2 separate regions of the Homo sapiens genome follow, and region 1 is linked to region 2. A link is a loop called in an ENCODE intact Hi-C map of the cell type or tissue named here. Cell type or tissue: chondrocyte. All regions are shown on one strand. Each heading gives the region's core, and the rest is flanking DNA. Links, peaks and the distances in the headings are about the cores only. Region 1 holds the start of MAGEA11 (MAGE family member A11). Region 2 holds the start of TMEM185A (transmembrane protein 185A).

Region 1 (8,856 bases), core at 3,467-5,966, 81 kb after region 2:
CTGGGCTCTGAGGATACAATATTGAACACATTTCCTCCCTAGGTGGAACTTACATTCTAGTGAGGTAAAGGGTAGGCACACAATAAATCATGAAACAAACTTAAAGGTGCAGTAGATTTAATGGTTAACTTCCAAATCACCTTTGGTAGGCTTCCAAATGAACTCACCTGGGGGAGGTCTTGTGATTTCTGTTGCCATCCTGTCCCTCAGTAAAGTGTCTTATCCTGCATTCCACAAATTGTTTACATATGGATTAATATGTAATGTACCAACATTGAAAAGTTTGCTGATTTATTTTTAAATCATGAAATTTTACTGGTTGTTTTGCACATGGACATTTTAGTCTGTATGTTGCAATTTGGTACAATGATTCTAACCTCCGTATTGTATCCTCTAATAAAAAACGACAACTGCCATATAAAAAGTTCTCTCTTGTTCTAAACTCTCATAAAACCCTTCCAACTTGTAAGACTCTCCAGAACACTCCCAACTTTGTTGGTTTCTCCTCCCAGGTCAGTCCTCACATTTGGCTTCCAATAAACATTTATCCTCTTATTTTTGCCTAACCAGTCTTAATTTTGGTTGACATGGTGATAAATACTATGGAAACAAATTGAATCTAGAGAACTGAATAAGTGTTTGGGATGAGTTAAGAGGGAGGATTGCAATTTTAGAAAGGGTATTCACTTTTTAATGAGGTTATTTGTTTTTGTTTGTTCAATTGTTTAAGCACCTTATAGATTCTGAATATTAGACCTTTGTCAGATGCGTAGTTGGGGAATATTTTCTTCCATTCTGCAGGTTGTCTGCTTACTCTGTGGATAGTTTCTTTTGCTGAGCAGAAGCTTTTGAGTTTAATTAGGTTAACTTGTCAATTTTTGTTTTAGTTGCAATAGCTTTTGAGAACATAGTCATAAATTATTTCCCGAGGGTGATATCCAGAATGGTGTTTCCTAGGTTTTCTTCTAGGATTCTTGTAGTTTGAGGTCTTACATTTCAATCTTTAATCCATGTCGAATTAATTTTTGTATATGATGAAAGGTCAGGATCCAACTATTGGGTACTATGCTCACTACTTGAGTGACGGGATCAATAATATCACAAATCTCAGCATCTCACAATATACCCATGTAACAAAGTTGCACACGTACCCCCTGAATCTAAAATGAAAGTGAAATTACAAAAATAAATAATAAAGACACAAATTCTATGAAGAAAAAGAAAGGTTATTCATAGAAGGCCTCACAGAGAAGATATTTGGAGAGAGACCCAAGGGTGTCTGGAAAGCAGTATTAGCTAGCAGTATTATAGGAGCATGTGTCTAGAAGAGAACAAAGGCGTGCAGTACCTCAGGACCCTGGAACAGAGAGTAGGAGGTAGGGGTCTAGGGAGGCTGGTCTATTGAAGCCAGACCCTTTTCTCTGAGCCATAGGCTGTCTCAGAGCCAGGTCAGCTGCACTGTACCATGAACTGGCTTATTGGATCCAGTATTCTATCCAAGGTTACTGAGTTGGTTTACATTATTCCAGCATTTGAGACGTGGGGTAGGTAGAAGTATAGTTGGAAACAGATTAGTAATGGATTGAAGATTTTTGATGCTGAATATCAAGTATATTGGGTATATTATACTATACTATTTTACATGTCTGACACTTTAATAAAGTTATTTCATCATAATATCATGCCATTAAATTTGAAATCCTAAGTGAAATGAACTATATTTTATAAAAAAAAAAAAATGGCCCGGCGCAGTGGCTCACGCCTGCAATCCCAGCACTTTGGAAGGCCGAGACAGGTGGATCACGAGGTCAGGAGTTCGAGACCCGTCTGGACAATATGGTGAAACCCCGTCTCTACTAAAAATACAAAAATTAGCCGGGTGTGGTAGCGCACACCTGAAATCCTAGCTACTCAGGAGGCTGAGGCAGGAGAATTGCTTGAACCTGGGAGGAGGAGGTTGCAGTGAGCTGAGATTGTGCCATTGCACTCCAGCCTGGGCGACTGAGCGAGACTCTGTCTCGAAAAAAAAAAAAAAAGATCAAATTGGTCCATAAAGAAACAGAAAACTTTAATCAAACATTACAAACTAAAACTGTATTCTCAGTTCAAGCCACCCACAAATGATCCAGGAAAAGAAAGTTTCAGAGGCCAGTTTTACCAAATAATTAGAACTCATTGCCATCCTAAGCAAACTCTTAAAAACCATACAAAAAGATGGGCAACTGTGGAACTCATTTTCTGAGACTAGTGTTCTTTGTTTCAAATACCAGAAGAGGACCTCACCATGAAAAGAACACTTAAACCAAAGTTACTCACATAGCAACAAATATCCTAAATAAATTAATAGCCAATTCATTAGGGCAGTGTACTAAATGGAAAAACGGGATATATCCAAAGAATGAAAATACAATTTGACATTAAAATATACCTTCAGTGTGATTCCCTATATTAACAAGATTATAGAGGCAAAACATATGATCATATTAATGGATACAGAAAAATATTTTGAAAAAATTAGTAATCATCCATGATAAAAATAACTAGAAAATTAAGAGTAGAAGGAAATTTTGTTTCATCAAATTGATAGCAAATATACTTAATTGTAAAATGTTGGACGCATTCATGTCAGGCACAGGTCATAAATGTATGCTATCATTGCTATTTTTCAAAGTTGTATTGGAATACAAAGCCACAGATATGGATACCAAAATAAATAAGAGGTATGTGTATTGGAAAGAAAGAGTGATATTTGGTAGGGTAATGCAACAGTCTATCTAGAAAATTCAAAAAAATGCACACTTGAAATAGTCAAATGAATAAGAGACGTGTGAAAAATAGCGAACAGAAGATCAATAAAGCAAAATCAAAAGATTTGCAAAACAGACAATAACTATTAAGAACAGGTCATAGAAAATACCCCATTCACAATAGCAACAATATCCAAAAATTACCTAACAAGAAGACTAACAAAAGCATGTATGATTTTTACTGAGGCAACTATACAAGTACTGATATATCCAGTTCAAAGAGCACCCAAATAAACAAGGCAGTATATGATATCATTGATAGGGAACAGAATATTGCAAAGATGGCAATTCTATTTTTTCAAAAATTGACAGACGTAATTCCTTAACCAGCCAAGATGACTGTCAAGCTCAGGCATCTGTTGGTTTTTGATTGTTTGGTTTGGTTTTGTTTTTTTGAGACAGGACCTCACTCTATTTCCAAGGCTGGAGTGCAGTGGTGTGAACACAGCTCACTGCAGCACTGACATCCTGGGCTCCAGTGATCCTCCCACCTTAGCCTCCCTACCAGCTGGGACTGCAGTCACACGCCACCACACCCAGCTAATTTTTCATTTCTTTTTTCTTTTTCTTTTTCTTTCTTTCTTTTTTTTTTGAGATGGGGTCTTGTTATGTAGTTCAGATTAATCTTGAGCTACTGGGCTCAAGTGATCCTCCTGCCTTGGCCTACCAAAGTGTTTGGATTACAGGTGTGAACCACCGCGTTCAGTCTTGGGCTTCTATCTTAGACTCCCCAAAACAACCCGGGAAAACTAAAGAATAAAAATAAATAAATAAAGGAACAAGCAAACAATATCAAAAAAGAAATCTAAACAAAAAAAACATGAGAGAGCCCTGAGAATTTCATTGTATTTTGAAGGAATACTTGTGATTGGCGGGGAAGAGTGGCAGGGAAGTTGGGGTGGATAGGAAGAAAGAAATGTTTAAAATTCTGCCCCTACTTCACTGTGGAAAACTCGGGTAGGGTCTCAGACCACAGGTGCCAGTAGTCATGGGGTAACTTCAGGACATGAGGAAACACTGGTTGATTAAAGGAATACGGCTGGAATTTGTGCTGATAACCACTAAAACCACGTCAGTAAATAAAGATTGGCTTTTTAAAAATTATCGTTTTAATTGAAGATAAAGAATGGATTAAATTAGAGTATTGACCATTAGAGTGAAATAGGCAGTTAGGTTAAGTATGATTTTTGACACTGAATGAGAATTAAAAAATGAAAATCACTAAAATGAACTATGAAGTGTTAGATAAATTCTAAACGCAGGACTTCCGCAAATTTCTTGCAGCCACTCAGCCTCTTCAGTGTAAAAATAAAGCTTTCAGGGCAAAAGTTTGCAAAGTCTAGATCTGGCTGGGGAGGAGCCCCCGTAGGAAGGTGTGCATCTTCTCCCAGAGGTCACTACAATCACGGGTACTGAAGCCACATGGAAGCACCTAGCCTGGGATCCGCAGCTATTGTCTGCAAGGGGTGCAGTTGGGCAATGCTCAGAGGTGACAGAAACAGAGCATCTCCCACCCATCACTTCATGAAAGAACCAGTAGCCAAGAGGAGGACCCTCCTGAGTGAGGACTGACGGTCCACCCTCCCCACATAGAGGGGCCACAGAATCCAGCTCGGTCCCTCCTGTCAGCCCCGGAAGACCTTGGCAATGTTGTCCCCCGACCTCACACCTCCCGCTCACTGCCACCTCAGGGGACTCAGAGTCAGAGACTTGGTCCGAGAGGAGCAGACATCATTGGCAGAGGACGGAGCTCCAGGCTCTGCAAGGAATCAAGGTCAGAAACCTGAGGGAGGACTGAGGCACCCCCATGACCCTCGACCACATCTGCACCCCTCGCCACTACTTTTCCCCCTGCCCCACCCCGCCCCGCCCCGCCTCGCCTCGCCCCGCCCCGCCTCGCCTCGCCCCGCCCCCACACGGGCAGAATCGGGTTCGCTCCTGCTGTAAATCCAGGGAAGCTCCAGGCGTGGGGGCCGGATGTGACCTCCATTGGCTTCCGCCTCTGGGATCTGAGAGAAGCGAAAGCGTCTTTCTGAGGGGTGTCTTGAGAGTGGCAGAGGGCAGCGGGTCCAGGCTCCATGAGGAGGCAAGGTGAGAGCTGAGGGAGGACTGAGGAGTCCTCCTACCCAGATAGAGGGCCCCAAATAATCCAGCGCCAACCCTGGAGCCAGCCCTGAAACAACAGGGGACCAAATTATCAGGCTGAGACAATCCCCCTCCTCAATGCCCAAGGAGACTCTGCGAGTCTATGGTGTGACCCGGGCAGAGGCAGTTCCATAAAGGGTGGGGCCCCGGCCTTTCCAGGCATCAACATCAGGACTCTGAGAAATTATGGAGAGGTTCCACCCCATCCTGATAGAGGGGCCACAAAGTCCATCCTTGTCCCTGCAGACAACGCAAAGGACCTCCGGGCTTGGTACTGCGGAGTTGCACATTAGGGGGTCAGAGAGAAGTGATAGCCCGGTTCTGAAGGGCGGCTTGTGACCTGCTGAGGGCAGCGGGCCCAGGCTCTGTGAGGAGGCAAGATGAGATGCTGAGGGAGGACTGAGGATGCTCCCTACCCAGATAGAGGACCCCAGATAATCCAGCACCGCCTCTGCTGCCAGCCCTGGATCACCCCATGGGGATGGACTTCTCAGGCTGGGCCGTCCCCTCTGACACCCCCCTCGGCTTCTGCCCCCCGCCGCTTAAGCCTCAGGGGACTGTGGGGTCAGAGCTTGGTGTGACCAGGGCAGGGCTGGTTGGGGGGGGCAGGACCCAGGTTCTGCCAGGCATCAAGGTCAGGACCCCGAGGGAGGGCTGAGGCCCCACAGAGCAAGGCTCCCTCTCTGCTGTCAGTCCTGGGAAGTTCCTGGCATTGCTGCCAGGCAAGTGGATCCTGATTTCCGCATCCTGGGCTGACAGAGGGAAGGGGCTTGGTATCATGAGAAAGACCTAGGGGGAGCACAGACAGGGCTCAGTCCCTGCTGGGAGGTGAGCAAGGCCTGAGGGACAACTGAAGGGACCCAGCACCCCAGAACAGCCCCCCCCCATAGTCCCGCCGTCTCAAACTGAGGTGCCTTTTCATTCAGCCTTGGGAATCTGAGGGATGGAGACTCAGTTCCGCAGAGGGGGTCTGGGGTGCAGCCCTGCCAGCATCAAGAGGAAGAAGAAGAGGGAGGACTCAGGAGACTTTGGACTCCAGGTCAGTAGGGACCTTGGCCCTTGGAGTTCCAAGGCACGGTGGCCACATGTGGTGCATCCTCACTCTGCCTTTGGGGTGTCAGCAAGGAGTGGGTTGTGGTCTGAGGAGTGGAGCCTCAGGTCAACCCAGGGAGGAGTCCCAGAGGGAGGACTCAGGCAACCAATTATCCCTGAGGTAGAAAACCTGCCCCTGCCATCGGTCCTTGGAGGCCCCAAGCAGGACTCTAGGAAAGAGAGGCAGCTCCCCACTTCCTAGTTGGGGTTCTCTGGGAGATGGTGGTCGTGGCCTGCAAAACTCATCCACAGTTCAGCAGGAGAGACATGGATAGGCCTTGTCAGGAGTAAATCTGAATACCTGGAGGAAACCCAGAGAGAGGAGGCACCCCTGAAATCTGCTTCATCTGTCAGCCTTTGGCATCCCATGAGGGGTGTCCATGTAGTGCCCCTTCACTTTCTGCCTCCCATATCTCAGAGAGGTGGGGCCCTTGGTCTGAGGCAGGTCCTCAGGTCAGCAGAGGGATACACACCTGGTCAGCACAGGGTGGAGTCCAGGATCTGCCAGTAGTCAAGGAGAGGAAAATTGATGAAGACTGAAGGTAAGAATGTACCCTCCCACATGCCAAAGAAAAAGGGACCTCACCAATCCTTGCTTCCTCTGTTTTCATCCCTCGGAGGCCCAAGTTGGGGAGGCATGTGCCATGCTCACATTTCTGCCACGAGGTTGGGGGTGGCACCTTGCTCAGGGAGGTGAGCACCTTGTTTCAAGGGGGTGATGACAGGTCAGCAGGTGGAGCCACACCTGATCAGCAGAGGGAGGAGTCCCAGGATCTTTAGGACTCAAGGTGTATGTGTCCCCTTGGTGAGGACTGGAGATACCCACATCCCATAATGAAGGGATCCCACAGAGTCTCTCTGTCCCCTGTCCTTGGCTGTGTGGGGACCTCATCACGGGTGGCCCCAAGTGGCAAGGTCACTTGTACCACAGGCAGAAAGTTGGGAAACCTTCAGGGAGATGAGGTCTTGGTGTAAAGGGATATGTCTGCTCATCTCAGGGGTTGGGAGTCAAGGAAGGACAGGCCCTGGCAGAAGTAAAGATGAAAAACCCACAGGAGGACTTTGGAATCCCCAGAACCGAAGGGTCCAGCCTCTGCTGTCAGCCCTGGACAACCACATGATGGGGTGATGGGACGTGGGGCCCCTTACTTCTGTTTTGGAATCTTGGGCAGGTGAGCACTATGTTCTCAGAGGACGACTTCCAGTCAACAGAAAGAGCCCCATATGGTCCACAACTACAGTGGTCCCAGGATCTGCCAAGAGTCCAGGTGAGAAACCTGAGGGAGGATTGAGGGTTCCTCCTGGCCAGAACACAGAGGGCTGCTTAGAAATCTGCTCTGCCCCTGCTGTCTCCCCAGAGAGCATGTGCAGGACTATGTGCTGAGACCCCTCTCTTATACTGGGATCATTGGTCTCAGGGAGCGGGAGACATTGGTCTGAGAGGGCTGCACTTAGGTCAGCAGTGGGAGGGTCCCAGGCCATGACCAGAATCAAGGTGGGGGCTGACGGGACAGCACTTACCAAAAACATGGGACTCAGCCCTTCCCTGCCCCTTCTGTCAGCTATGGGAAGTCCCTGGGACCATGGGTGTTTCTATTTCCCTGATTTCCTCTTCTGATATCTCCTGGAGGTAGAGCTTTGGTTTAAGGAGATGGCGTCAGGTCAACAGAGGGAGGGTCCCAGGCCAAGATAGGCATCAAGATGGGAACCAAACAGGCTCCTTACCCGAGGACACATGGACCCTGCTGACTGTCACCATCTCTTGCTGTCCTTCCTGGGTAGCCCTGTGTACATGTGGCCAGATGTGTATCCCCACATGTCCTCTTTCATATCAGGAAAGAGCTATTGATCTGAGAGTTTCTCAGGTCAGGAGAGCTGTGTCTTCCAGGCCCTGGCAGGAGAAAGGTGAGGGCCCTGAGCACAGAGGGGACCATCCACTCCAAAAAAGTGAGAAACTCACAGAGTTTGGCCCACCTTTCTGACAGTGCTGGGGTGCCAGGATGGGTGCTTGCAGTCTGCAGCCTGATGGCCCCATGATTCCTCTTCTAGAAGCTCCAAAAACTGAGCAGTGAGGCCTTGGTCTCAAGCAATGTCTTCAGATCTCAGAACACAGGAAGCCTAGGCAGTGCCAGTAGTCAAGATGAGATGTTCACCCTTAATCTACAAATGGCCCCACCTGCCCCAGTACAGAAAGGGACCCCCAGCTTGCAACCTCACCTGCCCTACCTCAGTCCTGGAGCCTCCTGCTCTGATGTCCAGCTGCATCTTGAGCAGCCTTCTCACTTCCTTTTTCAGGTTTTTAGAGAACAGGCCAACCTGGAGGACAGGAGTCCCAGGAGAACCCAGAGGATCACTGGAGGAGAACAAGTGTAAGTAGGCCTTTGTTAGATTCTCCATGGTTCATATCTCATCTGAGTCTGTTCTCACGCTCCCTCTCTCCCCAGGCTGTGGGGCCCCATCACCCAGATATTTCCCACAGTTCGGCCTGCTGACCTAACCAGAGTCATCATGCCTCTTGAGCAAAGAAGTCAGCACTGCAAGCCTGAGGAAGGCCTTCAGGCCCAAGAAGAAGACCTGGGCCTGGTGGGTGCACAGGCTCTCCAAGCTGAGGAGCAGGAGGCTGCCTTCTTCTCCTCTACTCTGAATGTGGGCACTCTAGAGGAGTTGCCTGCTGCTGAGTCACCAAGTCCTCCCCAGAGTCCTCAGGAAGAGTCCTTCTCTCCCACTGCCATGGATGCCATCTTTGGGAGCCTATCTGATGAGGGCTCTGGCAGCCAAGAAAAGGAGGGGCCAAGTACCTCGCCTGACCTGA
Region 2 (8,856 bases), core at 2,180-4,679:
TACTCTATTGAATTCTTATTTCCCTTTCATTTCTGCTTCTTCCACTAGGCTTACGCATTGAGAGGAGGACTATATTCCTTTATTTTTGTACTTAGAGCACCTAGTACATCACTTGGCACGAGATAGGAATCTAGATGTTTGAGGAATCAATGTTATAATATACTTTGCAAATAACTGTTAGAGGCCAGGTAGCTGACTTTAGTGAACTATATTACCAGCAATCGCATTCCTTTTTCCTGCTTCAAACAAGAGACAAGATAACTTATATGGACTCCAGAATGTCTTCTGAAGATGGAGCATACAGAAGTCTCCAAACACTACTGATCTCATCAGTACCCCATGCCCACAAGTTGGAACCCCCAGAGCAACACTTCTCAGCCTTTGTTCCAGTCTAGCACACCTGAGGGATACACCACACTCCCATCAGGAGCTCACAACAGATGACTAAGAAGGCCCAGCAGAGTTTTCACAGCCTTCCAGTGCCACATGGCTACCAGGGTGGAAGGGCCTTCTCTGAACCAGCAACTCCCCCAAAGTAGCAGAAAATTTCAAGGCTCCATGGTGAGTGCCGGGAGCCCACCTAATGCTACCTACTACCAGATCCCTACCACCTACAATGCCTCAGAATCAGTTTGCCTACTCTAAGAACAGGGCTCTTTCACTGTTAGGAAGCCTCAGGCATTCAAGGAAGGACTTGTTTGTGGGTCCGGTACATCTGTTTCGGCATGTCTTAACCTGCATAACTAAAAAGCAATTATGAAAAGAAGTTCATGATCAACCAGTTCAGTGCCAGATGGAAATAGGTAGAGTGGGTCAGCTGGCAGCCCTGTACATCTGAGTGTTGACACTTGTGAATCATTCTCTGTCACTATAGTTTCCAGAGCCTTGCCAACGCAGCAGTGGGTTCAGACTTACCAAGATCCAAAAGGCTGGAAAGGGGATCTGGAGCCATGACCCATGCCTTGGGACCCACCAAACCATGACAGTGACTATTTCTATGACAAAGACATGCTCTTCAAAGTAAATATAGCCATATTCTGCCTTAGTGCCATGTTCTCTCCCATCTCTCCAAAGCAATGGCTGCACTCTGAAGGTGGGAAGAGTGTGAGAAGAAAGAGAACCAGGCCACAGACCACCAGGAAAGCAGTGATTGAAAGCAGCAGCTCTAGATTTATCTTATAGGCTCTGGAGAGTTATTCAGTTATTTACTCCACAAATATTTATTGAGCCAGGTACTATTCCAAGTATGCAGGCTACGATACTGACACAGTCACGGCCTTGACCCCATGGAGCTTAAAGTTTAGTGGGGGAGGCAGGTATTAATCAAATAAGCATCCAGACAGACACAAGGGTACAAATATGCACTATGATGGAGGAGTAGTAAATACTACAGGAACTGTAGAAACAGGGAGCAGTAAATCTGGTCAGGGAAGTCAGGAATGCTTCCCTTAGCAAGTGCCAAGTGAGGATAAATAGGAGTTCACTAGGTCTGGAGGAGAGGAAAAGAGAGGGAAACATTCCTGGTAAAGAGAACAGTGTGTGACAAGGTCCTGGGGTAGGAGGGAGATGTTGAATTGGTTCAAAAATAGAGGCAGGGAGCAAAGCAGTAGCATCAAGGTTTGAGTCCCCAGCATAAGGTAACTTCCTGTGTACACCCCTCAGTTTTCTTTCTCCTATAGAGAAGGCCTTCCTCAGCATGGAAGGAGACTAAAGCACACTGTCAAAAACTAGGAGTGCTCAGGAGAGGTGAAACACTACCAGCTAAAAAAACAAATCTGATTTACCAATAATACCTGGCCAATGTCCTCTTGAAATATCTGTAAAATTAAGGAACTCACTACCTCTGGCAACAATGAATCAGGAAAATGGCACAGTATAAAAGACCTTTAAACTTTTCAGGTAGAAATACATTTTAATGCAGGTAGAATTAAGAGATTGATGAATATGTTGAGAATTACTATAAATCTGCTTAGATACCAGGTATTTCACTGTAATTTCATATACTAATTTTTTTGGGGGGAAAAGGGCTAAAGGAAAAAACGGTTAAAGGTAGTATCAGTGCAGCACTATTTTGCTTTGGCAACTCCGTTAGCCTGTTTGATCACTTAAGGCAGTTTCTTGAGGCTTCTGAATTCTCTGTCACCTTGCAAACAAGTCACTGTAGCTTTCTATTTGTAAGGCACTTTGTAATCAATCCTTAATTGGCCTCCCTACCCCACTGAGAGATTATACTCATTCTACAGATAAAACAATAGATAAGTGAGTTGCCCAAGGGCACAAAACAATTCAGTTTTTACTTAACTTTCTTATCACCATCTCCAAATAGAAGACATACAGGGCTTGTCCAGCCACAGCACCAACCCTACTACCCTGCAGACCAATCTTAACCCCCTGATGCAGCAGAGGAAGGGACTGCAGTTAGTTCTGTTACCTCCTCTATGCCTTCGAAGCCAACAATGATAATGTCTGCACCGTGTTAGAGACACTGGCACTCCTAACCAGAACATGAACTCAAAGTGGAATAAGAGCACATACAAAGTCACAATGACTCACAAGTTAAAATGTCACCATCCCTAGGGAGACTGCACCCTCAACATACAAATACTCCCCTAAAACTTCCTTTCATCCTCAACAAGCAGCCAAGGCATAGGTCCCCAGAGTTGGCCCCCGCAGTACAGCACTGCACAGTACTGTAAGGCATCTTAAGTGTACAAGCCCTTCTTCACCCCATGCTGAGACCGCCAGCATCTAAAGCACCTAACATAGGTTACAGCACACAAATATTTACTGAGCACGTCTTCCCAACTGGCAAATAAGGGAAACGGATACTCCTTTCGGAGAGTAGTGCATTTAAGAGATCAGTTAGGCCAACTCCTCATTTTACAGAAGGGCCAAAGAAGGGCAGAGAATCACCCAGTTACATATGGCCTCGTCTCCAATCCAAGTCTTTGGGCTCAGTTTAGTTCCACAAACATTTTATATGTGCCTACTATGTGCCAGATACGGTGGGTGGGAGGCGCTGGGGACACTGAGATGAGCAGGAGATGGTCTCAGCTTCAGGGAGCTCACAGCCTGGGGTAAAGAACAGTTACAAAACAGTCGGGCAAGTGCAAGGACAGGCGCTTGAGTGCTTAGCCAGTGTTTTCTCCACACTGTCCACTGGGTGTTCCCCATCTGGAAAAGAAGGACAGCAATATCTACTTCCTGCAAATAAACTTGTAGTGAAGACTGATGAGAAAATGAGTATGGAAAATGATCAGGCTCACCCAGAAATGCATTATATAAGGTATTGCCATACCCCGACACTGACTCCAAGGATTCAACAGTGTTTCAGGTATCCGTTCAACAAAGAAGCAAACAAGAGAGGGATGGGCATAAACCCAAGGAAAACCCCAAGGACTGCGAGGAACTGGAGGAAACAGCTGGGGTGGGGGTAGGGGTGTTGGGTCGAGTGAGACGGCCCTGACGCGGAGAATGGAGGGCCCGCAGCGGCGCAGAAGAGGATGGAACCGAGACGAAGAAGTTGGGACACCAATGAGGGACAGCAAGCAGAAAAGAATGGGGTTCCCTTGGGGCAGGACGGGGCTCGCGGCCGGGCCCTTCCGGCCGTGGCCGGGCAGGGGCTGAAAGCACCGGGCACGGGAGGAGGAAGCGGGCGGGCGCCGAGGCCGACTGTTTTGCCTGGGGACCGCTTGCACCCGCAGGGAGGCTCGGGCAGGCGCCCGGGTCCTCGGGCTGCAGCATCTCGCCCGCCGTGCCTCCCCGGAGCCGAACACCAGCCCGCGCCCGAGCCCGCAGCGCGGACTCCCGGGGGCGCCAACGACGCCGCCTCACCTCGGGTTGAAGTCCTGGAAGAGGCCCCTCAGGTTCATGGCGGAGAACTTCACCGCGGCGTCCTCCTCCTCCTCCCCCGCACCCCGTGCTGCACAGCCTGCGCCTTACAGCGGGTTCATGGCGCCAGCGCCAGCCGCGTCCACGCTGCTGCTCCCGCTACTGCTGCCGTCCCCGCTGCCGTCGCCGTCGCCGTCGCCGCCGCCGCCGCCGCCGCCGCCGCCGCCGCCGCCGCCGCCGCCCGGAGAAACCTGAGCCACCGCCCCCTGCCCCTCCTTCCGGGCTTCCGTACGAGGGCCGCGCATGCGTCCGGAGCCCCGCCCAGAGCGCTCCTCGCTGGGAGGTCCCCATCCTTGTGTCCGCACGCGACCGGCGGAGGAGATGGCAGGGGGATGGAGGCTGGGAGTGAGCAGGGCCCCGAGGAAGGGGATGCTGACGGGCTGAAGGCCTGCAGGGAGGGAGCGCGCCGCCCGGGAGTCTGGCGGGCAGATCTTGGCAGACACCTGTCACCTTGGCCCGCGCTACCTTCTGGAGATTTTCCCCAGTGACGACTGAGCCCTGGGAGTAGTGACAATGAGTGAGACGTTGCATTTTTGGCGATGTCATCCCAGGCTTCACCTGTCACATCTGTCAACGACTCCAAAGTTTGGGTCCCAACTTCCCTTCCAATTCCCAAGCCAGCGTGTCCAGATATGCTGGCTATTCCCTACTCAAGTTACCTAGCACCAAAGTCACTTCCCGTGCCAACCGCCTTCCCCTCCTGGGTTCCCTTTTTCCCTTAGCAGCAGGCCTATTCGTACGCAGGGGGGTATTCAAGCAGGAGACGTGGAAATCATCCTCATTTTTCTAACCCAGTTCAGAGCCTCCTTGGATCCTGTCTAAACTTTGTGGTCACTTCACACCTGACCTCTGCCTCCACTCCAGGCTGCCCTACTTACAAGTACCAGGTTCATCTTCCTTGGGCAAGTCAACATCTTTGAGTCTCAGTTTTTCTCCTCCGCAGAATGGAAATGATAAAAACCTCTTTTCTAAGCGTGTTAGGAAGATTCAGTGAGATCGTGTGCATAACACACTGCCTGGTACATGCTAGGTGTACAAAGAATGCTGTTGCTATCTGGTACTCTTTCAGGTGTCAACCTCCTCAAGGATTTTGTTTGCTTTTGGAATCCAAGAGCAGGACAAGCTCATAGCAGGTGACCTAGTTTACCATCTTCACTTTGGGCAGATTTAAGTTTTCATGAGCACAACAATGCCTTAAACATTAGTCTACTATCATTATGGATAATAGTCATCCTTTGTTGCAATAGCAGAGTTTCACAAATGACAATTTTATACTGTTTAGCCCCAAGGGCAGCTTGAGAGAATCACAATTGCGATAGTCATACTTAGTCTTGATGTATCACCTTTCTTCTGAGAACGTAAAAACATATCATAAGTGGTAATTAAGCTTCCCAACACCCACTGGGAAATGGATATTATTATATGAGCTGATTTTAAGGTTGAGTAATCCAAATCAAGTTTTCATCTGCTGAAGCACCAGGACCCTGTCCCAGACTTTTTCACCCATCTTCCTTTCCCATCCTCTGGGTAAAGTCCAATGTGTAGCCCAGAGGAGGTTCTCAATGAACACTCAAATACAGACGAGGAATTAAGGCGCAGAGAAGCTTGTATAACAGGCCCTGAGCGAGCCAGCAAGTAAGGGTGAAGGAGCACAGATGAAACTCAGGGTCTAGCTGAACCTGCAGCCCATACTGTTAGAAAGAGGTGCTTGCCAGTGGTCAGATTGGACAGCACCATCTTCATTACCAGTGACCGTGCCCCAAGCAGGCATGAGAAGATGGTCTGCCAGTTCAGACACTTGAATAACAGGCATCACTGCCCTTTCAAGAGCTTCATAGATAGAGACCAGGCAGGCTCCTCAGAGTCCAGAATCTTGAGGGCAGACGCTACTTTAATGAGATCCCAGGGAGTCTGGGAGCTGAACCACTGCTCTGCAGGCCCACAAGTTCAATTTTAGCAGTTCTTCCAGAGTTGACCAGGCCCTGGAAGCTATCTAGCAAAGGCAACAGGACACTGATGCACAAATTACTTGTCAGTGTGTTCTTTTGCTCTGACAAGGTAAATTGCCAAGAGGAACATATGAACCTGTCTGTGAGGAAATACAGGAAGAACTGGACTTTCCCAAGGCTTCACATCCCCAGTCTTCAAGAGGTGGATTACCTGGACTGATTCTGGAAGCCCAACCCTTTATGCTACTGGTGCTCTCATGGGGAAAAAAAAGCCAGAAACCAGATGGCCATCTGGTCCTCTCTCCAGCAAGTGCAAAAGACCCTACTGACAACCTGCTGCTCACTTCAGAGCCCTCACTCAGTGTCCCACCCTAGATGGAGGTCCAAAGCCTCAATGACCTGTGTAGACAGACCCACAAGTGATCCTGACATTAAAGAAAGACCCTGGGTCATATGCAGGCACCAGGAGTGCTGGGAAGCTTAATTACCACTTATTAAATGTTTCTACATTCTCAGAAGAAAGGTGATACATCAAGGCTAAGTATGACTAGTGGAGAAGATGACACCCACATCTTCTCCACTAGCAGAGTTTGACTTTATCTTTTCCTTGACTTGCCAAAAAATTCCAGGGCTATCTTGCTAGGGGCTCCCAACATTCTTCACTCAAAGGAAAGAAATGGCTCTGGATTGAAAAAGTATGACCCCCAAATAAGCCAGACAGCATATTCTTGGTGACTTTGGGGTGGGCTTAGGTTACAGTGTTCCAGAAGAATCAGTGTATATCTGACCATGGTTTTAAGGACTAACTTGGATTTGTACCACCCTTCTGATAAGCTGGTGGCTTGTCCAATTCAATATTCACATTGGCTTCAATGTGGTGATATAGGATGCCTCTCCTCTGAAGAGCAAGGCACTGGTGAAGAGAATCCTGGTGAATTTAGACACTTGGACTGGGGAGACCTGGCATAGGGGAAGAAAATGGCCGTGGAACCGCCCTCCACACACCACCAAGGCTCCTTCCCTGGCTGCAGCAGTAGAATGGAGAGAGTGTGGAATTAGTAGATTTGAACTCAACACCAGTTTCACCCTTGCTCCAGTGGAGGGAGGGCCAGCTGGGATCCAGTCCCGTGCAAGGCCTATGGGACTATAAAGAGCTTCTCGGAGGTCAGATTGACAAGTTCTTTAGCCAGGAAACATGGAGGTGCCAGCCTGCAAGGCTTTCTTAGCCTGGAATTCCTCACCCTAGGTTCCCTAAAGTCCACACTTTGAATGCCACCAATTAGAGAATTGCTGAAGATGCTGGGAATTAGTCCACCTGCAGAATGCAATCTCCTGCTTCCTGACAGAACCCTTTGTTTCAGGCAACTTTAGCCTAACTTGGATACACATCTGAGATCTCCCTGGGAGGTGGGTGGGTCTGGAGTCTAGACAGGGATTTGATTAAATACGGGGCTAGATTTAGGGGCTTGGAGAACTGGAGGAGGAGATTGCAGGGAGGCAACTGAAGGGACCACAGAGGTAGTAGCTGTAGTTCTGCTTGGACTTGCAGCAACCCCTATGGCCTTCCAGAGCCCAGAAGGAGCCACCTCCTCAGGGAGTCTTCCCTCAGGTAGGCAAATTACAGTTACTGAGAGAGAAGAGGGAGGGAGGACAGTCCCAAGGCCCCAGTGGACCTCCTGTCACCCAGGGTAGCCCTGGGAGTGGGTGGTTTATCATCCCTCATGGAGCAAGCTTTCTGCTAAAGGAAGCAGGGGCCATTTCCTGTTGGAAGGCAGAATGGGGAGCCTTTGCCTGGGCCAGCAAACCACCACGGTATCCCTGTGCTTCTCCTCTGGACCTCTCCTGATGCCAGGGTTTCCAGGAAGCCTTCCCGGCTGTGCCACACTCCTCCAGTGTGCTGTGTATGCAAAGCCCAGGTCAAGTGTGTGTGGCCAAGCACACGGGGCAGACAAAAAGGCCCATGCTTGCCAAAGGTCACCAACCAGCTGCCCACATGATTCCTTTTTCTCCTTGTTCCCAACCTGCTCTCATTCCTGAATCTCCACTCAATGCTTGTCTTTCTCCCTTTCTGTTTCCACACTGTATTTCTGACACATTCCTCTGGGGCCCTCTGCCCTAACTAATCAAATGTGCTCTTCCTCATCTTGCCTTCCCCTAATGGATCCTTTCATCTTGGGTAGCCTGTAACCTTCACTCCTTTAGTTGCATTCATCTGACATATGTCTTCCAGAGTGTCTGCTTTGTGCCGGGCACTGTGGAAGGCACTGGGAACACACAGATATGAATAATGAAAACACAGCATTGTGCACGATAAGCATTGGGGATGAGGGAACCGCTGAGCTGAAAAAATAACATTGTAAGGTAGGAAGAGAGGAAATGAGGTTCCAGGCAGAGTAAACAACAGTTGTAAAAACACAGAAGTCAGTGAATGGAGGCAGGTGCACCATTTTGGAGAACAATATTGTCTGCAACCATCCTCCCTTCCCTTCCCACCACCCCACTCTGCCTACAGGCAGCTGTGCGTGTGCTCTCAGCTCTCTGTGCTTGGAGGAGTCAGTTTTGGAGTCCCATGATGCTTCCCACTATGCCCCTGTATTCTTGGATCCTGGCATGCAGTAGGTGCTCAGGCAATGGTCATGAAATGAATGCTGATGTTGGACAGTCACAGGGCACAAACAAAAAAGCAGTTCTTCCTCATCCCTTGCCTCAAACCAGGCAACTTGTGTCTGCAGGAAAAATGACCCTTTCTTTCCAAGTTTCTAATAGCTGCAGACATTATGTGGGTACCCACACTCCCACTTTCCTACAAATCATTGACATGTTGAGGTTTTTTGTGTCTTATTATAAAACAACTTATACCATGCTTGTACAGTTCTAAGATGTGAGATGAACCATCTATTTAATAACAGATTTTCAAGGGTAAAACCCTGCATGAATCAATGTACTTATGCATCTTAAGATCTGTACTCTTTCAGAAATATTACCATGTACAGGAGAAGGTGCATCTTAGATGTTC

The links. Hi-C counts contacts between places; a loop is a spot of excess contacts. Peaks named below come from ENCODE experiments on the same cell type or tissue, not always from the same donor. Only the 100,000 strongest peaks of a DNase experiment are listed, where the experiment ranks them.
Region 1: it touches region 2 in a loop (2.1-fold over the local background); 2 of 110 quality-filtered maps call a loop at or near these places.

What each region holds. Positions count from the first base shown.
Region 1 is chrX:149,707,265-149,716,120 of GRCh38, forward strand. MAGEA11 (MAGE family member A11) reads left to right here and starts at 4,796. Exons shown (of 5, transcript NM_005366.5): 1 at 4,796-4,898; 2 at 5,879-5,991; 3 at 7,217-7,312; 4 at 8,340-8,413; 5 at 8,489-8,856. The coding sequence starts at 5,896. In chondrocyte, for the core only: no CTCF peak of the experiment used is centred there; DNase peaks (open chromatin) are centred at 4,427 and 4,777.
Region 2 is chrX:149,627,709-149,636,564 of GRCh38, forward strand. It overlaps TMEM185A (transmembrane protein 185A), which reads right to left and starts at 4,084. Exons shown (of 7, transcript NM_032508.4): 1 at 3,835-4,084. The coding sequence starts at 3,872. RefSeq lists silencers at 3,577-3,626, 3,637-4,046. In chondrocyte, for the core only: CTCF peaks have their summits at 3,180 and 3,386; DNase peaks (open chromatin) are centred at 3,583, 3,721 and 4,229.